Linked DNA regions of Homo sapiens: region 1 is linked to region 2. Evidence: read pairs that join two places in POLR2A ChIA-PET (ENCODE). Cell type or tissue: MCF 10A. All regions are shown on one strand. Links, peaks and the distances in the headings refer to the core of each region. The heading gives the core; the rest is flanking DNA.

What was found. ChIA-PET counts read pairs that join two places held together with the same protein. Peaks named below come from ENCODE experiments on the same cell type or tissue, not always from the same donor. Only the 100,000 strongest peaks of a DNase experiment are listed, where the experiment ranks them.
Region 1: POLR2A ChIA-PET joins it to region 2 with 16 read pairs; 6 of 35 experiments call an interaction of 5 or more read pairs at or near these places.

The regions. Positions count from the first base shown.
Region 1 is chr20:23,093,809-23,106,334 of GRCh38, reverse strand. No RefSeq gene overlaps it. Among named protein-coding and RNA genes, the nearest start is that of CD93, 14 kb to the right of the region's middle. RefSeq lists an enhancer at 10,047-10,196. In MCF 10A, for the core only: no CTCF peak of the experiment used is centred there; DNase peaks (open chromatin) are centred at 5,694 and 9,154.
Region 2 is chr20:23,150,208-23,162,733 of GRCh38, reverse strand. LINC03125 (long intergenic non-protein coding RNA 3125) reads right to left here. Exons shown (of 6, transcript NR_199692.1): 2 at 2,866-2,962. It also overlaps the pseudogene RNA5SP478. Among named protein-coding and RNA genes, the nearest start is that of LINC03125, 8.4 kb to the right of the region's middle. RefSeq lists enhancers at 833-882, 11,505-12,488 and a silencer at 2,408-2,507. In MCF 10A, for the core only: no CTCF peak of the experiment used is centred there; DNase peaks (open chromatin) are centred at 2,033, 4,823, 6,463, 7,473 and 1 weaker place.

The DNA of each region.
Region 1 (12,526 bases), core at 2,613-10,612, 58 kb after region 2:
GGTGGTGTACGGGAGCCGGCCTGGGCTGACTTAGGCTTGTTTGCAAGAGCAGATTGTGAAATTTCCAGGAATCTCACAAGCTGGTTCTTAAACACAGTCATTATTAAAAATAAACTTTGTAAACCTACAGGTAAGTAAATTATATTTTTTTAAAATAATAAATAGTAAAACCTGCATGCCTGATGATTTTTACTGCAACGTGTGCTCTTAAGGTTATCTGCATCTGTGGAGCCTCCTGTTCCGCGGCAGGCTGCTCACACCTCCTCCCTGCTCCATGCTCCACAACATCATGAGGAGACTGAAGCTGACCCTGGTGGAGGTATTTATACCACGGAAAGAGGCAAATGATACAAATGGGTTATTTTTTTTCCTGAAAAGCTGTAGTTAATAATTTGCTGGGCCCACTGCTCATAGGTCATTGCTATGCATTCTAGCAACCAGCACTGGGCTGGGTGCATGGAAGCCAGACATTCCCCAGATGTTCTCTTCCAGAGAAGCTCCTTGGAGTTTCTCTGAAATTTCTTACTGTGAAAGAACTTGCTGAGCATCTTTGAGGGCAATGCTAGCTGAGACACTTGGAGACCCACCTCCAGCAGAATGGTGACCACATTGGCTCTTTCCCCGGCCCCTGACTTCTTGCCCCACATTTCCGGACCTTCTGCTCCCGAGGTTGCGGCACAGGCAGTGTAGGGAAGTCAAAGAGCCTGGAGTTTGAATCTCACCTTGAGCACAGCCTTGGCACAAAAACTTGGTCTCTACATACCCCAGTCTCCTTGTCTGTAAATTGAGATGATCACAGGACCCTCTTCCCCGTGTTGTTATAAAGCTCAGGAAGCAGGAAAAGTCAATAACCAAATACATCGTTCCTGGTCCTACTCTTACCCTGGCATGGAGCCCTGGCTCTCCTCACAAGCACTTCCTCACCAGCCTGAGCCAGCCTCACCTGGCTTGCAGGGGTGTGACAGGCAGTGCTGGAGCCCAGTGGGTCCAGGGTCTATACACACTGCAGGGGCTTCAGGGTTGAGCAGGAGACAAGGGTCAACTGCAGGGCAGAATGGGTCCCTGAACCTGGCATCCATAGTGGACTTTGGCAGGCCTGGACAATATCACAGCCAAAAGTCACGGTCTGATCAGAAAACTGGAGGAGCAAAGTGTCAATCAAATGGTCCCACGGGCACTCCCGATGCCGGTTCCAGGCTGACAGGGCCACCTCCTGTGGTATCTGGAGCAAATCAGCACAGAGACCCTCTGTGTTAGTCAGAACTCTCAATGTTAACCAGCACATCCTCTTTCTTTATTCTTTCTCCACCCTCCACCCTCCTCCCCAGGACCCCGACCTCACCTCACAGTCGCCAACTCCCTTGGCCCACTCCTGTCTCTGGTAGTTTCTGTTCATCGAGGAGTGACAAGTCACCAGACATGGGAATCAGCACTCAGCGCATAAACCAAAGAAAACAGGAAAATTCAAAAACACCTTTTCACTTCAACAAAGCCTCCCTTTAGGCTGAACTGAGGTTTTGTGGAGGTGCACTGTTATTCTGCAGGCCATTATATAAAAGTCACAACAATTCAATGAACCACAAAGAGAAGAGAATTCTGTGCACAATCATTACTTGATTCTACACCAATACCATTACTCAGTGACTCCTCTTTCCATGTAATAAATGTCTAGTGCAGTCGGTCACTTAAGATTTCTTGAAGCAAGTTTGATTTCTCTACTAATTTCTAATTTCCTGCTACACCCCTTTCCCCTCCTTCCCTGAGAGAGACCCTCAATCGCTACTCTCGCATGCCAGACTCTGGCTACATTTTCTGGCATTACATCAATCAAACTTGGTTTTGGAGTTTTTAACTTGTCTGTGAGCTCCTTGAGGGCAAGGCTGTCTATTTTATCCCAAACCCGGTACCTAACCAGGTCTTCAGGCTGCCTGTCAGTGGTTTGGAGGGAATTGCATGCGGAGGACCTCTGAGGAGTTGTAAAGACATCATGACTCAGACATACAATGGTGAAGGCGCAAAACGTGCCCCAGTTACCTCTCCTCTCCCTTCTGCTGGGATGAAAGGCCCCTGGTGCTTGAGTGTCGGGGAGTCGATAACAACTTTGTGCAGGCCCCTCAGGGAACTCCCCTGGCTAAGAACAGTGGGGTGAGAGTGATGCCTGCAAAGCAACCTGCCTGGAGGGAAGCCTTTCAGAAAACTCAGATGGATCACAGGGAGTGGTGGGCCCTTCTCTGTCTCCCTCAAATCATGCACAACAAAATCCGGAAACCATCTAAATCTCATCAATAGCAGAATAGATTTGCAAAACCGTGGCATATTCACAAAGTGGAATACTCAGCAGTGAGATGAACAGCCTGCAACCACACACAATGCGGATGAATTGCCCAAAGACGCCAGATACAAAGAGCACACACCCTGCATGCATGGATGCTCAACAGCCCAACGTGACCATCGCTGCTGTCAGAGCGGGGAGTATGGAGCCTGGGGGAATGACCCGGGGGTCTAGGGAGCAGAGAATGTTCTGCTTCTTGATCTAGGAGCTGGTTATGTGATGGGTTCAGCTGGTGAAGATTCCCCCGGCTGCTGGGCATGACATATGCGAGGTAACCGGGCACAGAGGAAGTCACCTATCCCACCTTCACAGAAAGCATCTGCACACATTCCCTCCCCTACCCGCCAAGGAAAAATTCTCCAACTCCAACTCTTCTGAGTGGGAGTTGGCATCATTTATAGGAAAAAAAAAACCCTGAGCTGATGTCATATCTTTTCTTGTTATTTTAGCTTGCCTGTCATTATTTTTTGTTCTTTTAAATGAGCTCCTCCACTTTTTTTTTAAACTTCCTTCCTGGCATTTGAGTCATTTCCCAATGTCTTCGTGTGCTTTAGAGAAGGAACTTGGTAGCCAACATGGTCTGTGAGTTCTACTGTTTGTTTCTCCAGGAGTCTTCTATCCAGATGCAGGCAAGAGCTGGGCAGAAGGTTTTTTTATTTTTATTTTTATTTTTTGTTTTTATTTTTATTTTTTTATTTATTTTGAGACAGAGTTTCACTCTTGTTGCCCAGGCTGAGTGCAATGGTGCGATCTCGGCTCACCACAACCTCTGCCTCCTGGGATTAAGTGATTCTCCTGCCTCAGCCTCCCAGGTAGCTGGGATTACAGACATGTGCCATCACGCCCAGCTAATTTTTTGTATTTTTAGTAGAGATAGGGTTTCTCCATGTTGGTCAGGCTGGTCTCAAACTCCCGACCTCAGGTGATCCACCCGTCTTGGCCTCCCAAAGTGCTGGGATTACAGGCGTGAGCCACTGCTCCCGGCCTGGGCAGAAGGTTTTGAAGAAATAAGGCATGAGAACAATGGCTCGATTTTGCCTTAAGGCAAGACTGTGAAAGATCACCTTTACTAAAATCCCTAAGGCAGATAAAGATCCCATTGTCTAGTGGTGAGAGCTCACTGTCACACAACCCAGGGAAGGCGCTTTCAATCGGCCCCTGATTTTCCAGCAACACTGGGCAGGAGTGAGTGCTCTGTTAGGAACATAGCTAGGCCAGCCCTGGGTTTCTTGCTCCATGAAGTGTTTTCCTTTCCTGGTGCACAGTCTTGAACATTGACCTGGGCAGATTCAGGGTGAATTAACATACCCTTAGCTGGCATGAGGGGGAGAAAGACCCAGACACCTTCACCGTTGACATCAATACTGAGGGCTAAAACATCTCACCCCATTTTTAGCTTATTCCCATCTGGCTCTAAGGACCCCTGACAGGGCCAGTGTGGGTATCCAAGCTGGTCTTCAGCACCCTTCCCAGAACCCCAGGCTCTTATCCGGCCCTCAGCTGCCCCATGCTTCCCTTCAGTTAGAGAGGTCCACCTCTGAACCTGCTAAGAGGTATCCATGCACCCTCAGTGGTGGCTGGGGCCAACAAGCCCCGCAAACTACAAAAACATCATATAAAATAATGGGAGGGGTGGGCAAACTGCAGCATGTGGACCAAACCAGCCTGCGGCCTGTTTCTGTAAAGAAGGTCTTATTGGAACACAGCCATGCCCATTGCTGTACATATTGTCTATGGCTGCTTTTAAGCCTCAAAGATGGACTTAAATAGTTGCAACAGAGACCAGTGGCCTGCCAAGCTGAGAATATTTAGTGTATAGGCTCTTACAGGAAGTGCTGCAGATCCCTGATGTTATGATGGTAATGGTGTTCCTTTGCTTCTGTAGTGTGTTACATTTTAACAGAACTTTCTGGAGACAGCGCCTGCAGAGGACTGGCTATTGTGTTGACAGTTCCAGCATCTTCTTAGGATGGTAGAGGCTATAGTGCCCACTGCACCATCAAAGCCCTGCTGGATGGCTTCCTGCACCTTCTTGGCACAAAGCTTGTCCCCACCCCTCCCAGGGCCTGCAGCTCTGGCCCCACTGAACACCTCAGCTTTGCGGGGCTGGGCAATGAGCACTGGCCTTTGGTTCATGAGATCCAGGTGGATGCTGGTGGCCCTTTGGACGGGTGTGACTTCCCTGCAGCGAACAGGTGACAAAGCCACTTGCATCTAGTTCTTATGCAATGTATAAGTAAACTTCTGCCCTGAGAATCTCTCCTGTTTTTTTTTAATAAAACATTTTATTTTGAGATATTTGCAGATTCACATACAACTTATGAGAAATAATACAGAAAGATTCCATGTACCCTTTACCCAGTTTTACCTGTGATAGTACCTTGTAAAGCTATGGAACACTATCACCACTAGGAGACTGACCCTGTCGCAGAGCACGGCACATGTCTGTCACCATGAAGATGACTCCTGCTGTCCTTTTTTAACCACACTCACTTGCCCCCTGACTCCACCCCACCTTAACCCCTGACAACTATTAGTCTGTTCTCCATTGAAAGAATTGATAGAATATCATTTTAAGATTATTGCATAAATGGAAGCATACAACATGAACCTCTGGTTATGGCTGCCCCACTCAGCATAATTCTCTGGAGACGCATCCAGGTAGATGTGTGGATCAATCTATTACTTTGTATTACTGAGTAGTATTTCAGAGTATGGATGAGCCACTTTCAACCATTTACCTGTGGAAGGATAATTGGGTTGCTTCTAGGTTTTGGCTATTGTGAATACAGTTGTCATAGACACTCATGCACAGATGTTTGCATGAACATGGAATTAATACAGCAAAGCCTGACCAAGAGAGGGCAAAGGACTTTGGCTGCAGATTCCCGTTTCTGTCAGGCTCCATTTCTGGAGGCACATCAGGTCAAAAAGGAACATAAACTCCTTCAGTGGATGCTCCTCCTCATGTCCCTACTCTTTCTACTCCAGGTATAAGTTAGGGTCCTAGCTCCTCCATCACTCCTGGCTCCTCCCTCATCACTCCTAGCTCCCCCATCACTACTGGCTCCCCATCACTCCTGGCTCCTCCCTCATCACTCCTGGTTCCCCCAACACTCCTGGCTCCTCCCCCATCACTCCTGGCTCCTCCCCCATCACTTCTGGCTCCCCCATCACTACTGGCTCCCCATCACTCCTGGCTCCTTGTTCACTCATGGCTCTTTCAACCCTCCTTGCTTCTTCAACATCAGTCTTCCAGGTTTGAGCTTGGCAAGGCATCAGCTTGCCTAACAGCTGAGAAAACTGCCGTTACTCATCTCACATGAAACTGTGGAAGGACCTGTCTTGCAGGTTGGTAAGAGGATTAAGGGGACAGGGTAAGGGAAAGCGTTTAGAACTCCTAGTTCCCATACATGCCCATACATGCATGCTTTGCTCAGAATGCTTTGGGCTCAGCCCAAGGCCCTGTACTCCACAGTACACAGAGATCCAGGGAAATGCAAGCTGACAGGAAAGCAGCCTCCGTGAAAGATGCAGCTGTGCTCATCCGTGAGCGCAGCTCCACTCAGTGCATGTGTGTGGATTCGTCAGAAAGCACCAGGCCCTGTGTTATTGCTGAGCAGACAATAAGGTCCACGAGACGCAGCCCCTGGCTTCAAGAAGCTGGTAGTGTAGTTAAATGACCTAAAGAAGAAATATCCTTTAGGTTGCAGTCACTCAATAACTCTTAACTCTTCTGCACAGAAGTCTGGGCTGGGGGTCCAGGGCCATTCAGGCCTCCCTGAAGTCCCCTGCAGTGCCTGTGCTGTTACTGTCCTATGCTGGGGATCTGGTGTGCACAGCACAGTGTACAGGCAAAGCTGAGGCTTGCTCTCCCTGCACAAGGCGGGTGGTGAAGCATTGGCTGTATGTGGCAGAGAAGCTGCAGTTTCTAGATCTTCAGGCATGCTGGCCAAATGCTGACACTTGGGGAAATAAAGCTAGTTAGAACATCTGGGACTCTTCTATTTGGCCTTGGGGAAAGGAACAAGGAACAGTGAAGATTCACGCTGTGACATCAATATTCATGCTAGCAAGCTCTCCACCTCTCACTTCCCAACCTCAGTGCTTCTCAGAGCTGGTGTAAGAATCACCTGTGTGTGTGTGTGTGTGTGTGTGTGTGCGCGTGCGCCTCACCCACAGCAAGTCTGATATAGTTGGTCCAGAATGGGGCTTGGTACTATGGTTTGTCCCCCACCCCAGGTGATTCCCATGTATGGCTGGGATCAAGTAGTTACTGATCACTTGCTCCCTATAGCAGGCACTAGGGAGCCAGCAATAGACAAGAGGGATGAGTTTCCAGCTCTGACTGTCTCACAGTTTACTGTTGGGAGATCAATTTCACATATACAAAGTTACCACTATGCTCAGTTCTGGGAGGAAGAGGAGCAAGGTTGAGAGGTTTGCAGTGAGAGCATGTAACCAGGAGGCTGAATCTACAGTGGGGAGATGGGCAAAGCTCCCCAAGGCCTAATGCAGTTAAAAGAGTTCATCAGTCACTCAGTCTGCATGCATGTTCACACACGTGTGTGCGTGTGTGTGTATTGGCCTTGTGGAAGGACTGGGTGGCCCACAGAACTGTGGCTGGGGAATGTGGACATGAAAATAGGAAGGATCCGCTGGGCACGGTGGCTTACGCCTGTAATCCCAGCACTTTGGGAGGCTGAGGTGGGCAGATCACAAGGTCCAGATATCAAGACCATCCTGGCCAACATGGTGAAACCCTGTCTCTACTAAAAATACAAAAATTAGCTGGGCGTGGTGGCGTGTGCCTGTAGTCCCTGCTACTCGGGAGGCTGAGGCAGGAGAATAACTTGAACCCAGGAGGCGAAGGTTGCAGTGAGCTGACATCGCGTCACTGCACTCCAACCTGGTGACAGAGCGGGACTCTGTCTCAAAAAAAATTAAAAAAAGAAAAAAGAAAACAAGAAGGACCAAAGTCCCAGGGCTAACAGGGCCGTGTTAGAAATCTGATTTTTGGCCTGGCGCAGCGGCTCATGCCTGTAATCCCAGCATTTTGGGAGGCTGAGGTGGGCGGATCACTTGAGGTCAGGAGTTTGAGACCAGCCTGACCAATATGGTGAAATGCCATCTCTACTAAAAATAGAAAAAATTAGCTGGGCATGGTAGTACATGCTTGTAATCTCAGCTACTTGGGAGGCTGAGGCAGGAGAATCGCTTGAACCCAAGAGGCGGAGGTTGCAGTGAGCCGAGATCGTGCCACTCCAGCCTGAGCAACAGAGTGAGACTGCCTCAAAAAAAAAAAAAAATCTGATTTTTATCCTATGATCAATGGCAAGCCCCAGCAGCATTTCACTGTGGTGTGTGTGCTTATGGGAAAACAAATGATCAGGCTTCTATTTCAACATGATCTCACCTTACAGCATGGAGCATAGGGGATGAGGCTGGAGCCAGGGGCTGGTCAGGACACCAGTGCTGTGCCCACCCATGTGAGAGGCGGTGGAGGTGGGGCATGGGCGGGGAAAAAGAGGACTGGCCCAGGGCATGGAGCCAGATCATCCCTAGAGGCTGGGAAGGTGGGAGGAAGGATGCCGCCTGCACGTCGTGGATCACTGGACGGATGGTGGACTGGGGGAGGAAGTGGGAGTAGTTTGGGTCTTGGTGACTCTGAGATGTTCTGGGAAATAGTGGACAGCTGGGTGCTCTGATTGGGAGATGAAAGGACAGGCCTGATGTGGACAGGCACATCTGTGAGGCCGCGAGATGGGGCAGTAGGAGACATGTGGGGAGTGGATGCAACCGAGCAGCGGTGAGTTGGGCAGGAGAGAGACAGGGCCCAGGAGGGAACCCTGTGGAGGCCAGAGCAGGGAAGAGGCCCAGGGAATGTGGACCACCTGGTGCCCACACACTGGACACTTCCAGGAGGGATGCCTGAGGGTCAGGGAGCAGAGGACTGATGGGGCCCATGTGGTTGGCCTGCAGAGGTCAGAGGAGGCCGACGTGAAAGCAGCCCCAGGACACCAGAGAGGCAGAAAGGACAGCCATGAATGAAGAAGTGGGCAGATGGAAAGCAGTGGGGGTGAATGCACGTGCTGAGAGCCTGGCTGCAGCAGGAGGAGAGAACTGGGCTGTGCTGGCCTGGACCTCAGCTTTGCCAGATCCTTGCACGGGTCCAGGAGCCTCCTCCATGACCCGTGCAAGGATCTGGCAAAGCTGAGGCTGGACCTGGCCTGTGGCTGAGCTCCCCTGCCCTGGGCTGAGGAGAGCATTAGTTTGAGTGAAGTGCCTACTGTATCTGTTTCTTTAGGAATCAGGTTGCTGTATTACAGGGAGATGTCGACAGTAACCCTCAACCAGAGCAGGGCTGCTTTCCAGCTGCCCCCATATCCTTGATGCTTTTATTTGGTATACGAGTTGTGCAGTTTCCTAATACTACTGTGGTTCTGTAGCCCCTCCAACCTGCCCATCACTTGAGACTGAGTTGAATGGAAATGTGTTTTATAATCTTCTGTGCAATAAATTGGTTTTGCAGTGTGGCAACCCAACTCGTGAAAGTGCTTATCATTTTCAATTATAATTTTTTAGCTCAGAGATAAATTATTAAAGCACAGCAAAATTGTTCCTGAAGATAACATGCTCACATGGTAATTACTCAGGTAAAATGCTGGTAGTCCCCGGGCATTCTGGCTTTGCCTTTCTTAGGAAACCATGCAGAACTATCTCTGTATGACGCAGCAGTGTCACGTTTTATCCTGAGTAGGCAAAAGATGCAGCCTGCTCCCATTGTGGGTCTGAAACAGCTTCTGCAAGTTGGAGCCTGAAGTGACCCAGTATCTCACCCTGCATTTGCCGCCCACTTTGTTCCCACGGGAAACAGGAAGGTGAGGGTGCCAGTGCATGGGTGTAGATGCCAGGTTTCCCGACTGCTCCAGCGTGTCTGCCTTGCCCTGGCCATGCCATCTACTGCTGCTCGCTTCATTGGACCCCAACGTACGGTGCTAGCTGTTGGAGTATGAACAACCAGAAAAATAAAGGCCAGTCTTCCCCAGGTATGGTTGTCAGCTGTTCTGAGCCACCACCTGGAATATCTGCAGGTGGAAGTAGCCACTGAGCTGCTTCCCTCAGTGTCAGTGCCCGCGAAGGAAGGCTACTCTTTCACCAGAAACAGTTCAGCTAGAAGACTCTTCTGTCTTCCAATATGAGTGGGTGGGAGTGTGGGAGAGCAGAATTTGGCCCTAGAACTGTTGTGTAGATATGAATCTGATTCAGCAAACAGACCAAAGCTCTGCAGGCCTGAGAGGGGCTTCAGGGCCTCTGGGTCAGCTCTTGTGTCAAAGAATGAAATTTTTAGGACTCAGAAGTCTGGAGAAAATGCTTTTGGCTGCAAGTAACAACCAAAGTATAACTGCTCAAACAATTAAGAATGAGAATAATTTCATATAAGAAGTCTCAGGTGGGATCATTTCAGGTTTGGTGAATCCCACAGTTCCAGGAGGCTTTTGGGGACCCGAGCTCCTGCCCTCTTTTTGCCACCTTTCTGAGCCAGCTTGTCCTGACCACAGCAGCTTTGCACACCAGCCCTCAGAAGATCACTCAGAGGACAGGCTGGCCATTTCTCCAGTCTCTGTTTAAGAGCAAGGGGGACTTTCCCAGAAGCATATGGAACTTTCCCTTATGCCACATGGGCCAGTCTGTGTCCCTCCTGAGCCAGGTCCCTCCTGAGCCAGGTGTCAGCTGGGGACAGAAATGTCATCATTGCTCAGATCTGTCAGGGTTGTCCCCTGAATAGGGGAGTCTCCCAGCACGTCCCAACGCTTACTAGCATCAGGTGCACAGTGGAGCTGGTCTTAAGAAGAATAAGGGAGAGTAACAGTTGTAGAGTCTTCAAGAATTCATAAGATGTTACAATTAGAAGGACCCTCCCTGCTTTATAAAGAGGAGAGATGTCCAATATTTTGGCTTCCCTGGGTCACACTGGAAGAAGAATTATCTTGGGCCACACATAAAATACACTAACACTAACGATAGTGATGAGCTAAAAAAAAATCACCAAAAAAATCTCATAGTGTTTTGAGAAAGTTTATGAATTTGTGTTGGACTGCATTCAAAGCCATCCTGGGCCTCATGGGCCCTTGAGCTGTAGGTTGGACAAGCTTGGTATAGGGAGAATCCTGGATAGTTCCCAGCTAACTTTCATTTGAAGAACTGTCATGACTTTCGATAGAAGATGCATAGGCTATTGTGTTATAGGTATTTAGTGATGTTGAGGCTCCCAGGGCTGCAGGAGCCAGCCTGGCGGCACTAAGGAGGAAGCTAATGCAGGCACTGATTGCCACGTTGGGCTGGTTGCCAGCATTGCAAGACACTTTGATTTTTTTTTTTTTTTAGAAAAGCCAGAAATGCAAATCTTTCTGTAAAATCTCACATTTCTTAAATATGCACAATTCACTGAAATATTTAAAACACTGTGTGGGTCTAATAGTAAATGATGAAGAGCTGGACCCAACCTGGGAGCCAGCAGCTGACCTCGTCCCGATGAAGAGACTGGTGTCTGGAAGCTGTCCTGAGGCTTTGCCTTTACTTTCTCCAATGACCAGGCACAGCATCCAGCTTGGGAGACACAAGATGTTCCAGCGGAGGCCTTGAAGAGCACTGCCATATTGTCCCGCACTGGGCTCAGGTCACTTTCCAACTTTTACCTTCTAGAAGGAACTGGAATGGAGGGACGAGATGAACCAGGGCTCTCAGGGGCAGTAGACAGGATTGTGTCCTGCACAGAGGAGTGCTTTTCTTACAATGCTAGAGAGAGGTAGGGCGTGCACAGTGTGATTCATAGTTTCGAGGAAAACCAGACAACATTCAGAACTTCTATGGGAAATGAAGCTGGATGATGAAATGTAGCCACTGGTAAAATAAAAGCAGGCAAAGAAACCCCACTATGGGCAGACAGATACATATACGGGCACCTTCATCAGTGGAACAGGCCAGAAGTGGGGGCGTGGGTGGACGCTTATTGGGTGAACAGCTTTCCGTGCTAGGATCTGGCATGGAAACATCAACCACGCCTTTGTGTATTGGGGGATCCAGTCGTGATTTGAATGCCTAACTAGGAAGGGCTCTTCTCTGTCATTTCACCAGGGGCAGACTGGGCATGTGCCCTACCCATGCTCCTTGCTCCCCACTATTTTAGTGCACGGGGACCTGATGTCACAGCCAGCACCTACCTGGGGGCTTTCTCTGGCTGCTGGGGCCATGAGACAGCCATGTTCCTCCCCTCCTGCTGGTCCCCCCACTTCCTAAGAAACAGATATATCCGGACTGAGAAACGAGGCAGGTATACACAAAGGCAAGCTATTTGTCATTTTCGACAAAAAGGATATCAAAAAGCAACTTCGCTTATTTTCAAAATGACTGAATCAAACCCAATTCTGTCAGCTCATTCTTTATGAGATGTCAAAACCCGAGCACGCTTCATCCACGTGTCCAGTGAGGAAACACCATAATCGGGGCGGCATCATGGGCTGCATTCTCAGCTTGCCCTGCTCCTCTCCTTCTCTGCCCGGACTGGCTCTCACAGATGGATGACAAAGAGCCCTGGAGAGTGGAATTACTCGGCTGAAGCCACAGAACATGGGCCAGCAGTGAGAGCAGAATTCAGATGGTATTGTATCTAAAACACAGGACTTGGCTTCTCACAGTTCAGGACAACAGGGAGAATTCCAGGTTTCTGTGGAGCGATTGAATCCTACCATCAGGGCACACAGGGAGCTCCACAGACAGCTCCCTGCAGAGAGGCAGACTCTGCTTTGCTGATGGCTCTGAATGCTTCTGGCTCCCCTCCAAAGGGGTCCCAGCTTATGCCCAGCTGGCATGTCTGTGCTTTGGAGGTCAAGGCATATGAGCCCACAGACTGGCATATTTGAGTGAGGGTTACAGAGGTAGTGCACCTGCCGTGTCCTTTATCTGCACCCCAGCAAGGAGGGTTAGGTCATCAAAGCTGGGAAGTGTTCTTGCAGGGGAGCTGCCTTGTGCCCACTGGGAGATGGCAAGCCCTGAATGCCTCAGACCAACTTGAATGGCTCTGGGACCCAGCAGCGGGGATGATAGATTGGCATAAAGATGCATGGACAATTGACCACATGGTGCTGAAACCTTCGGGCAACACCTTGATACCAGGATCCCATGGCAGGTAGG
Region 2 (12,526 bases), core at 1,412-9,411:
AACTGGGTGCCCAGACCAACCCTCTGCTGTGCTTCTACCATCAGTCCTGGCGCAGCCCCAGGCCCCTCTGTCCAGTGCCAACCAGGGTCCATCTGGATGACACATCTATCCATGCATCCTGGAAGCCAGGAGCGCTCTTAGGCCTCGAGAGGAGCCCTCTCTACGGAGCACATGTCTGCAGCGAGCGTAGGGGTGGGGGAGCAGCTGCCCCGGCGTTCTCATTTCCGTGTTGACGCAGTCACTGAGTACCTTACAACACACTGGGCACAGTGCCAGGTACTCAGTGAACCCAAGTGTTAAGGCCCAGCCCTCATGCAGTGTGCTGTCTGGTGGGGAGACAGATATTTAATACGTCATTGCATGACTTACTCTAAATTATATCACAAATGTAATGAGCACAATGAGAAAAAAGGTGCTATGAGGGAGAATACCTGGGGGTCCCTCCTCCTCTGGGGGATTGGGGGCTGCTCCAAGGAGAACCTGCTCCTTTGAATGTGAGATGCCAGGGCTTGGCCTTCCCTGGCTTCAACCACACTCATCCCAAAGTTAACACCTCTGTGTGCCAACTATCCCTGTGGCTAGAGGCGTCTGGCCTCTCTTCTCCCTGGTGGGAAATTGTGTCCATCTCCCAGGGCCTAAGTTGAGACCCTTTTCTGCTGTGGAGCTGCCTTTGCTGTTCCATTCCACACAGCTGCAGCCATTTCAACTCCAGGAGGCTACTTTGAACCCAATTTTTACATTTCCCCTGCTATTTTCTAGTAATGTCATATATGTTACTCTGCTTTCTGCAAATGCGAGGTGAACTGAGGAAGGGGTTCCCCGTTGGAGGGTGTCAGTGCCTCCGGGTTTATCCAGTCACTCAACTCATGTATTGGGTTCCTGCTATGCACCAGCCCAACAGTGTGTCCAGGACTACAGCGGTGAGCCTGTGTGGGAGGAAATGGGGAAGCAGCCAGGAAGGCTGGGGAGCCATCGTCTCAGCCCGGGGCCACAGCCGCTGCACCCCACCCCCAACAGCTAGGAAGGCTGGGGAGCCATCGTTTCAGCCCGGGGCCACAGCCGCTGCGCCCCTCCACAGTGGAGGATCTGCTCCAGGGCCCTGCACTCGCACAGCAGTTTCCTGTGCTCGCATGCTAGTGTGGCTCAAGAACTTTCAGATTGCACACTCATACTTTACTCAGCTCTGTCAGGATCCCTGGGTCTGCACAGAATGTCAGTCCTGACTTGTGAAAAGCAGGCTAGGGGGATGGAGCCTCAGCATGCCTAAGCCAGGCCTCCTGGGGGAGCTGGGGCTGGCTCCTGCGGCCTCCTGGGCTCACCTTGCTGCCTTGTCTTGCCTCAGCCTCTCCCTCTGCCCACACCTCGAGGTGCCAGCCGAGGTTCCTAGAGGCAGGAGTGGCCCAGAGGCGATCCGAAACCCCACGGACGCTTACTTGGTGGCACAGCCTCCTCTGAGAGTTTCCACAAGCAAGGACCCTGGTGTGTTCCACCACCGACCCTGAGGCCTGTGAGGAAACCCAGGGCTGGACTCCAGGCTGCTCAGTGTGGGAGAGTCTCAGAGAACTCCAGAGGGTGACACTCACACCCGACAAGGAGACATTGCCCTGTGTATGTGTTGGGGGCTGGGGGGGAGTTGGGCTGTCAGCGGAGATGCCCTTGGGTGGCACCCGTCCATATGGGCTTTTCTTTTCAGAAGTCTGCAGAGCTGGGTCTGGAAGCTAGGGCAGCAACATGATTTAGCAACACAGAAAATAATATTTCTGCCAAGAGCCATACCACCCTGAACATGCCCCATCTCAGCAGATCTCAGAAGCTCAGCAGGGTCTGGCCTGGTTAGTACCTTGATGGGAGACTGAGACTATCAGGTGCTATAGGCTTAAAAAAAAATTCCAGTTTCTCCCTGCTCTAAACCCCTGCTCTTCATTTCCTGACCATTGCCTAAGGACCCATTCAGAGGACTGGAAACCTCTGAATGAGTCTCAGCCTCTCCCTTGCTTGCTCCTAAGGAGAGCTGGGTGTTAGCCAGCCAAGTCTGGGGTGCAGAAACTGTTGAGAGGACGAAGACAGGCAGGGTGGGCGGAGACAGGAAGGGAAGGAGATTCCTGCTTCTTGGATCAGCTTCTGAGCCCTCTTTTGTTTTGAAGAATTCAGGTAATGGGTAAATAGGGAGAAAACTTTACAGTCCATGTAAAATGCTGATAGAGCACAGACAGAAGATGAAAATAGGAAAGACTCAAAAGCTGGAAGTGATGTGAATGTTTGCCATTTCAAGTGAAAGGCTACCGAGTTTTGGAAGAATAAGAAAATAAATAAAACATAATTTTAAGAAGTGTTGCTCTGGTTTTTAAATTGAATCCCTTTTAGCATTCTTCCAGACACCTGAGTGAAAACTGAAACTAACCATAGATGCCTTTTGTTTTAGCCTGGTGCTGCTTTGACAGTGACTCTGTGTATAGCCTGGACCACATGAAGCCCAATTTATATTTCGGTTACACACACACAGGTGCACGCACACACACTATAGAAATACATCTCAGAAATGTACTCTTAAGGGGACAACTGAAATGATTCATTGCACCATGGAAATGTATTCGTTCATCTGTTAAGCAGCCGTGTCTATCTCACTGATGGATTAAGGTCCAGTTTCATTCTGTATGCTGACTCCTTCATTCCCTCCTCCTTGGCAAAGCATTTTACTTCAGCTAGCTTCAAAGGGTGTCACACCCAGGGTAAAGAAATAAGTCTCCTCTCTGCTTTAAATTTCACAATGAACCCTGCTATAGAAATCATAAAAAGAGTTGCTTTTCTCATCTGCTGCAGCCAGCCCCAAAGTACATCCAGCCATATCAAATTAAAGCTGCTTACCAGAGACCATGTCAGCTCTGGGTGAAAGTAGTGCAGAAGAAGCATTGCTGAACTTCCTGGAACTTGTGGACAGAACATCTGCCAGGGCAGCTGGGAGCTGAAGGACCAAGAAAATTAAAACCCAGTGACAAGATGAATGAGGATCCCTTGCTCCCATGTTGTGTCTAATTACCCAGAGGAAAAGCCAACAATGGGTACTGTAAATTGTCCTTGGAAAACAATCCTGGGAGTGGTTCTGCCCTTCTGTGTCCCCAGCCAAGCTTCCCCACCCACCCCACCCCCAGGCTGGCTCCACCAGCCTCCTTCTAAGGAGCACTTCAAGTGTGCTCCATCCTGCTCCACACCCCCGGGTGCCACTTCCTCTGCTTTTCCTCTCCCTAAATGAGGCCTCACCCCCTTCCTGTTTTCTGGGTCACTAATGACTTCAACTCAGGGAAGGGAAATGTTATCTTGAGCCCTTTCCTTTGTCTTCACCTTCACTATTTGGCTTAGCTGTAGATCTAACGATACATGAGGGGAAGAACCACTTTGGGTGCTTGAAAATGGGGTACAAGGAACCAGTGACTGACTCTGGTGCTTGTTGGGCGGTTCCACCAGGTGCTGGGACCCTTGTCTTCAAGTCCAGCTTGCACCGGTGGCAAGGGGCAGAAATGATGTCCCAGGGCAAAGTACCAGAATAAAAATCACGTGCACACACAGGCTTTGGTCAGTTGTAAGGAGACAGCAGCTTAATAGCTTCCAGCCTTCAATACAAAAATAAAGCTCTGTGAAAAATATAATGAATAAAGTGTGATTCCTATTTTTAGGTTACAATTCTTCTTTAAAACACAAATATGGCCAATGGCAAATGTTGGACACCCATGCAATGTGCTTGTCTTAAATTCTTGGATGCCATGTTTATGTACTTATCCCAAAATGTCAGCACCAGCTCAATGTATGTTTTCTAAAATTGCTTCTGTGTCTTTTAGAGGATTACAATACCTGATTTCTTATCCCATGAAACACAGCTGGGGGTAGCGATCAGAGAAGGGCTCTGGTCCAGTGGCTTGATGTCCTCCATTGAGGAGGGGATGGAGATGGACCCTCCCTCGTCGTGATGCATGGAAGCAAGGTGAATCCCTGCACGGCTGGGTTAGAGGTATTCAAAAGGCCCATAGGAGCACTTGATCTTTTCTCTACTGCTCTCTTGACCTGAGCTTTCCTCCTCAGCATGGAGAAATGGGCTGGAAGAAGTTTCTAAGGGCAAGATGAGGCCATAAAGGACTCCTCCTTCCTGAATCTCTTTGGATCAGCACAAGTGCCTTTCCCCCAGAGCAAATATTTTAGCATATTCTTAAAAGAGAAGATGCTCCCGGATCAGTGGAGGTGCAAGTCAGCAGGGTAGAAGGTGCTTTTCTGGGCATCAGCTGTGATTTTTTGACTATGAATAATGAAAGACACACAATGCAAACCACTTTGCTTTCTCTGAATCTCATTTAATCTGCTTGACGATACTAGGAGGAAGCTGGGAGTTAATCTCCCCACATTTTTGAGACTGAGTCTCAGAGAAGTGAAATGACTTGCCCAAATTAACACTCACTTAGTAAATATTTATGGATTATCTACTGAGTACCAAGCACTTGTTTCAGCCATGGGTTTATGGAGATAAAAAGAAGAGGGGTCCCTTGTCCTCCTGGCACCTACAGCCTGCACCCAGGGCTGCCTGAGAATGGGAAGATGTGAGCTGCTAATCACAGAGTGGAACTGGGAGCAAAAATAACATTTCTCTGGGCATCATGTTTGAGATGAACTGAGTTGCCCTTCAGAGACCTGCTGCCTCATCTGGATGCATATTGGAGAGAAAGATCAGCTCCCCACCCCTGGAGGGGCTCGGTGCTGTGAGTCACAGCCGGCCCAGCTCACCGTGTTGAACAGAATTGCCCTACGTGAGTAGCAGTATTTAGAGAATCAGAGCACAGTGAAATCGGCTCAGCTCCATGACCGGAGGGAAAATTGCCCAACCCTTGGAAGACTCAGAAGACACTAGGAGGCCGGGCGCGGTGGCTCACGCGTGTAATCCCAGCACTTTGGGAGGCGGAGGCGGGCAGATCATGAGGTCAGGAGATCGAGACCATCTGGCTAACACGGTGAAACCCCGTCTCTACTAAAACTACAAAAAAAATTGGCCGGGCGTGGTGGTGGGCGCCTGTAGTCCCAGCTACTTGGGAGGCTGAGGCAGGAGAATGGCGTGAACCTGGGAGGCAGAGCTTGCAGTGAGCCAAGATCGTGCCGCTGGACTCCAGCCTGGGGGACAGAGCCAGACTCGATCATAAAAAAAAAAAAAAAAAAAAAAAAAGGCACTAGGGGAGTTCACAGGGCTTTGGGGAAGATTAAATAATGTATATGAAACAGTTTTTAAAGAGAGGATTAAAACATTCTTCCAGTGCAATTTATATTCTCCTGTTTTCTAAAAAGACTCAAGACAAATTATAATAAAATAAGTAGAAAAAGTAGGATACATAAAGATAAAGATTAAAAGTACATAACATGCCCTGAAGGAGAAGAAAGACAAAGTCATAAGATAAACTCTACTTTAATGAAGGTTGCTGACTCAAGCATGTAGTTCCTATCTGAGCCCCCTGGCAGCCATGGGAAAAGGTGAAGCGCCATGAGTTACATGACTTTTATCCAAGGTTGTAAAGACGTGTACTTCCCTCTGTCCCAGATGCTGGGAGGTGTCCTCCCCTGTATAAATGAAATGAAAATAGACATGGTCCTCAATAGCTTTTGATTTAACTAGAAATAATGTCATGTGGTCATGTATCCTAGCCAAGTATTATTTTTAAGAGCCTTGAATTCCAGTGATTTCTGGGCTTGAGGCCTGCTAAAATTTTGGCTGATAGGCCCTGCAGGGATGTGGAGAAACTGTTTTTGGGCACTATGTGCCACAGCCGGGTCACCCTGACCACAGTCCCCAAAAACAGTCGGGGGATTCCACTGTGGCCAAAGTCCTGAAACGTGGTCTCCATACACCTTTCAGGGCCACTGTCGAAGCTCCTCAACCTCGCCTGTGCCTCGATGTCTTTGGCTATCCTCTCTTTCTGGGATGATTCTGCTGCCCTGCCATGCTGTACACCCTCATGTCACCCTCAGCACCTCCCTGCTGCCCGAGCACCCCCCAGCTTCAGGCATTCCTAAAGTCATAGCTGGGATCCTGGCCTATGTACCCCCTGACCCCCAGCCAGGTGACCCGGGACAAATGCTAAGAAAGGGAAAAACAAAGATGTCATATTAAATGACTGTGAAAGTTTCCTTTCAGCTCTCATGCCCCTGTTAGGATCAGTGACTCCTGACAGGTGGAGAACCACCTCTATGAAAGGTTTTCATTTCGATAAGGATACTTGGTCAGGCTTCTGTCATAGTCCAGTGATGGGGCTGAGACTTTCACATTTTCATCGAACCCTGGCCAATGTGTATTTGGCGATGGCCTTGCTCATGACAAAAGGACCCTGCCTGGCTGCTCCCAACAGTTGGAAAACCACATAGTGTGAGTCATCTCCACCCCGCTATGACTTCTGCAAGGCTCAGCCTGAGTCAAATGACATGCAATCAGGGAGCAAGCTGGGGCCGGGGGACAGGGAAATGATCCAGATGACCCTACTGTGACCCTCACCCCTCAACCCAGAGTGCCCAACTGAACACTCTCCATGCCGTCTGATGAAATCTTTATGGTATTGATGGCAGAGTAGACACTCTCAGGAGCAATCCTGGGCCTTTAAAGGGGAGAGCTCCTTGGAGAAACCCTCCCTTCAGTGGGGGCTTTGCAGGCAGGTTCTTGGCCATGCAGTGCCTGATGGGAAAGTGTACATTAAAGAGCTCTGTCTCCCTAAGGCTGCAAAGTCCAAAGTCCAGGGAAGAGCACAAAAATTACCAAGGTGTTAAGACCTTCCTTCCTTCCTTCCTTTCTCTTTCTTTTTCTTTCTTTCTTTCTTTCTTTCTTTCTTTCTTTCTTTCTTTCTTTCTTTCTTTCTTTCTTTCTTTCTTCTTTCTTTCCTTCTTTTTTCTTTCTTTCCTTCTTTCTTTCTTTTTCCTTTCCTTCTCTCCTTCTTTTCTCTTTCTTTGTTTTTCCTTTTTCTCTCCTTTCTTTCTTTCTTTCTTTCTTTCTCTTTCATTTCTTTCTCTCCTTCCTTTCTTTCTTTTTTCTTTCTTTCTTTTCTTTCTTCCTTCCTTCCTCTTTCCTTCTTTCTTTCTCTCTCTCCTTCCTTCCTTCCTTCCTCTCTTTCTCTCTTTCTCTTTCTCTCTCTTTTCCTTCCCTTCCTCCCCTCCCCTTCCCTTCCCTTGCTTTCCTTCCTCTTTTGTGCTGCAGGGCAAAATTTACTTCTGCAGAAGGGTGCTGCCTGCATCAATCATGACTGCAAAAGCACACAGAACAACGGAGAGTAGCGGTTTTTATTCCTAACGCAGATTCTACCTCTGTGTCTTTCCCCCATTGACTGGGGTTGGACCACACAATCTAAACTAGTCCTGATTGGCTAAACATTCAAACTTTCTTAGATAAGGTAGGCACGTGATAGAAGAGCCAGGAAGAGGAGGAAAGGGTCATCTGAGGGGGGACTAGAAAGCTAACCTATTCCCACATAAGGGAAGGAATGTGGACTGGGGCTTCTCATGTCTAGGCATGTTTAGACAGGTTACTGCACAGCAAAAGCCGGGGCAGGGGGAGGTGGCGGGTTACTCCGAATTTAGAGAATAAAGAACAGGGGAACTGGACAAACTGAAGAAGAACCTAGCTTTATCTAACACCTTCTTTTTCTCTTTTTTTCTTTCTTTCTTTTTCTTTCCTTCCTTCCTTCCTTCCATCCTCCTTCCCTCCCTCCCTTTCTCCCTCCCTCCCTCCCTTCTTTCTTTCTTTCTCTCTCTCTGTCTCTCTTTCTTTTGCTTTCTTTCTTTTTCTTTCTTTCTTTCTTTCTTTCTTTCTTTCTTTCTTTCTTTCTTTCTTTCTTTCTTCCTTTTCTCTCCTTTCTTTCTTTCTTTCTTTCTTTCTTTCTTTCTTTCTTTCTTTCTTTCTTTCTTTCTTTCTTTTCTCTCTTTCTCTCTTTCAGAAACAGGCTGGAGTGCAGTGGCGCAATCATAGCTCACTGTAACCTGGAACTCCTGGGCTCAAGCAACCCTTCTGCCTCGCCTTCTAAAGTGCAAGGTTACAAACATGAGCCACTGTGGCTGGCTGTGAACTTCTTTCACAGAAACACATTCCCAACTATTGTTGTGAAGTGGGCAGGGAGTGTGGAAAGAAAGGGCTGCCTGCTCTCCTCCCTGCTGGGTGTGAAAATCGTAGAGGACCAGGTATCTGATTGGAAACTCTGATCTGGATGCCACCAATGGACTTGTTTTTAAACTTCATTGTCTTTCAGCATCTGGGAGTTTGGCCTTCCAAACCTTGTTAGAGCTGAGTCCAGAGGGAATGGGACTGGCACAATGGACAGATTTCTGTTTTTCATTTCAATTCAGCAAGCTTGTCCTGATACAACAGTCACTCCTCCTTGGGTCTCTTAATTCCCATCCTTACCTGCAGCAGTTCAGATGAGGAGTACACTTTCAAGTCCAAGGGTTTAAATGAGATGACCTCTGTTAGAGACTAAATTCTGTCTCCCCTAAAATTCCTGTGTTGAAGCCTTGACTCCTGGTACCTCAGAATGGGACTGTATTGTAGATAGGGCCTTTAGAGTGGTGACTAAGGTAAAATGAGGTCATTGGGCTGGGTCTTAATCCAATCTCAGTGGTATCTTTAACAATAAGAGGAGATTAGGATCCAGACACACAGGAAGGGCCCTGTGAGGACACAGAGAGAAGATGGACGTTGGCAAGCTGAGGAGGGAGGCCTCAGAAGAAACCCACCCTGCTGGCACCTGGATCTCAGACTTCTGGCCTCCAGAATTGTGAGGAAATCAAGGCCTGTAGTTGAAGCCACACAGTCTACCCAGCAGCCCTAGCAGTCGCACACAACCTCTAACATGAGGAGTGGATGTGGGTGCGTGGCCTGCACTGGGGTTCTGGCCTCTCAGGGCATGGGCTGAGCATGGGAGAGCTGTCCACTGATGGTGAAACTGTTTCTCAGTTAGAGGGCCTTTTTCTCCTCTGGGAAGGGGAGAATGTCAGCCTGCTGTTTCTGAAGACCTCTCCCCTGATCTTGCGGTGCCAGGCTCTGTCTGACTTGCTTTGAGGAGATTTGCTCACCTGTCCTCTGTCAGACCTGGGTGGAAGAAGGAAAGTTCAGAGCTGATGTCAGCACCGATTCACCTAAAGCACTGAGGGGCTTCGCAGATTTCTGTCTGATACCTACTGGGAGTGGACAGAATACAGGCTTGGGGTGGGGGCTCTGCTTGTTTCTCCTAATACGGTGATAGAATAAGGAAGGCATTCTGCTAATGTCTAAGCTGTTCCTAAAAGACCATTTTAACCGCCTTAACACTGAAAATGCTTTGCACCATTCACGTTGAAGGCTAATGGTGAACAGGGTAGCAACAGGTAATATTTTTTTTCACTTTAAAGGAAGAAAGAAACACAATTTCTAGGAGGTAGTTATGTTCATCATTGCATTTTTTTAAGATTATCCATGAAAATTTTAATAGCATTCTAATTCTAACATAGCCTTCAAGATGAACACAATTGACATTTTTCATCTATGGGGAAATGAAAATTATAACACAACCTAGAAAACCAGTGCCGCCGATGGCCCATGATTCTTCTTCTGTCACTTTGAGGTTGGGATGCCACCTTTGGAGATGCCTTGAGAGAGACTGTGGCAGTGCGGTGGATCTGGGGAAGTCTCCTCCCACCCCTCAGATCCAATAAGCTCCCAGGCACATCCTCTTCCCAATCCAACTTCCAAAGAGAAATCCTAGACACTGCCCAAGGCTCTGAGTTTAGTTCTAAGTACATGTCCATTTTACTTTTTTTCCCAAAATAATAATTTACCATTCACTGAAGATTGCTTATATATGAACCAAATGCTTACATTTTATTCTTAATTGAAAACAGAAATTGGCCCAACCATTACTTAAGTGGGATATGATTAATGCTTATCAGCTAAGCATTAATATCCCCCAAAGCTCGATGCTGAAGCTGTTAGTCAGCTCACAGCTCACAAGGTCCTGTGCTTGGAGAAGGTGGCTGGAGCTGGCTCAGTCGGCTCTTCCTCCATCGTGCGGCCCTGTCCCCGGGGAGGCATAGGCGTCAGGGTGAGCCCATGATGCAGAGCCGGTGCTTCTGAGCAACAGTTGCTATTTTTAGCTGGTCTTAGCTAAGTGACCTCGCAGCAGGTCAGGCTGGAGAGTGGACCCTGAGCCCTTCAGATAGGAGAATGACATCAGTGAGTGACACAGTGCAGCTGCAGGCGAGAAATACAGGGTGTTCCTAATGCCAGTGCTTCCTGTATGAGGAGGCACTTGCTTCCTGTAGGAGGAGGCACCAACAGATGCTGTTTGGTGGCACTTGGCACATAAAGAGATACTTCCCAAAGATAAAACCCTGGCCAGGAGCTTTAAGACTATAATAAAACTGTAAGATTGTTAAGTAGTCAAGATGAAAAATGATCTTTTCCTAGTATTTTTATGGTCCCTCAGAACGAGTGGGCCCCTGATAACACCGCTGCCTCCTGCTGCCCGGGCTGGGTCTTCATTGCCTCCTTGATGGAAACTCGGGTGTTGCTGTGGAATTGAGATGCTGTAAACACAGGATCCAGTGATGGCTTTCGGTGTGCATGCTGCCCTGTTGCCTTCCACTGTGTGAGTCAGGGCAGGTCTGTGACCCACATGCTGTGGTGGAAGGGACCTGGGCCTGTGGCTGTAGAAGGCCTGGCCACCTCCTACAGATAGAGCTCCTATTTGTGCTCTGGGAGTGCTGAGCTGCCATGTAATTAAAAAGTCCACATGGAGAGGCCACGAAGAGAGGCAGAGACCCTGAGATGACGCTGAGGGTCCTGGCTGAGTGCAGCCTCCTGGCCGTTCCCCAAAGCACTGGGCCTCTGAATGAGCCATGCTTGGTGTCTCACCCCATTTAAGCCCCCCTGTGACGACGCCACACAGTCACATCAAGCACAGCAGAAGGACCACACACTCAACCCATGGTAGGGAAGAAGAATAAACTGCTGTTTTAAGCCACTAAGTTTTGAGGTGGCTTACTTCACAGCAAGAAAAAATGGAGACTATTACAGATGAAACAAAGTCAAGCCTAGGGCCAAGTCGAGCATCATGGCCAGCACAATCACAGTCAGCCTAACTATCCTGCCTGTTCATGCTGGCTTAGGACATGTGACAGTTCCAACCCCCAGCAAGGGGCGGGTAAGTTCCTGGGTCAAACAAAAGGTGAGGTCAGGTCAGCAGGGGTCTAGGCAGGTAGCTCTCATGAGGGTAACGGATTTCCTCCACCCACCAGGATTCCGGCAGGCACAAAGGCCCAGGGCATGATCCCGCTGGGTAAGGAGTTTCAGGGGAGACCTCCAGAGGCCCAGCCTCCCTGGTCTTGGGAGGCCCCCACAGCAAGGGAGGGCCCTCTCTCATGCCCAGTGCCTAAGAAGCAAGGGTCAATTCCTAAGAGTTCTCAGTGGCCACTGCAGAGAGCAAGGCAGAGGCAGGGTGCCTGGAGTGTGTGTGAGATTCCTCCATGGTCAGCACCATCCTTTTTCTCTAACTGAGCAGCCTTCAAGAGTTGAGCCACAGGAAGCTTCAGGGCTGCCTCTGTCCTCCCTGGCCCCAGCAGGGAGTAGGGAAGACTCTGGCCTGACGGGGAGGAAAGGGCAGCAGCTTCTCTGCACCCCGTGAAGGATGTCTCTTTCACTGTGCAGAAAAGAGAGTGGTTTCACTGTGCTCTACTCACAGGAACGGGCCCCTCTTCCTCCTGGGGCAGCCTATGGGAAGAGGGGCAGGCACCTGCCACCCACTGGCTGTCATGGCACCAGAAGGTCACACTCCAGTGGCAGGAGAACGATGGGCACTGCCCCATCCCTCTCTTAGCTTCAAGGCCTGCCCTGGGTGTGAGGGGCAGTACACTGCTGATGGTGCTGGCCCAGTAGCATTGTGCATCCCATGCAGCCCAGCCCTGGCATACAAGCCTGGCACACAGGCACCAGACCTAGCTGCTTCTCCAGTCACCTGCTTGCCTGCTGTGGGGCCTCAGGGCACACTCTGCCCTCACCCATTTTAGGAGCTGCCTCTTCCTCAAAGCCTTCTGAGTCCTCCCCTTCCCTTATGGGTGAGCCCCTCCCTGCCCCTGAGATCTCTGGGGGCACCTGTGCGACTTCTTCCCGAGGTGCCCTATACAACCCCTTGCCTAGTAGATTCAGCTGTGTTTTCTCAGACACCACAAAAGGCTTGTGCATTCTCTCGGGAGCCAGCCCTGGCGGCCTGGCAGGAGGAGCTTGGAGCTCTGTGTGCTGAGGAATCTGGAGCTCGCCCAGGCTCAGGTGCAGGGTTCCATGACAGGCTAACCATGCCTGCTGGGGAGCAGGGGGCACAGCGGAGGGTCAGGCTTTGGGAATCCATGTCCCAGGCCATCGTCACAGCTACACAGCTTTCTTCTTTCCACTTCTCCCTCAGATTTTCTAGCCTTTAAATAGGGTTCCTACAGATGAAGAGAAATGTCCCAGATAGAAACCCCACTGCGGAAAGTGATCCCCTCCCTCTGG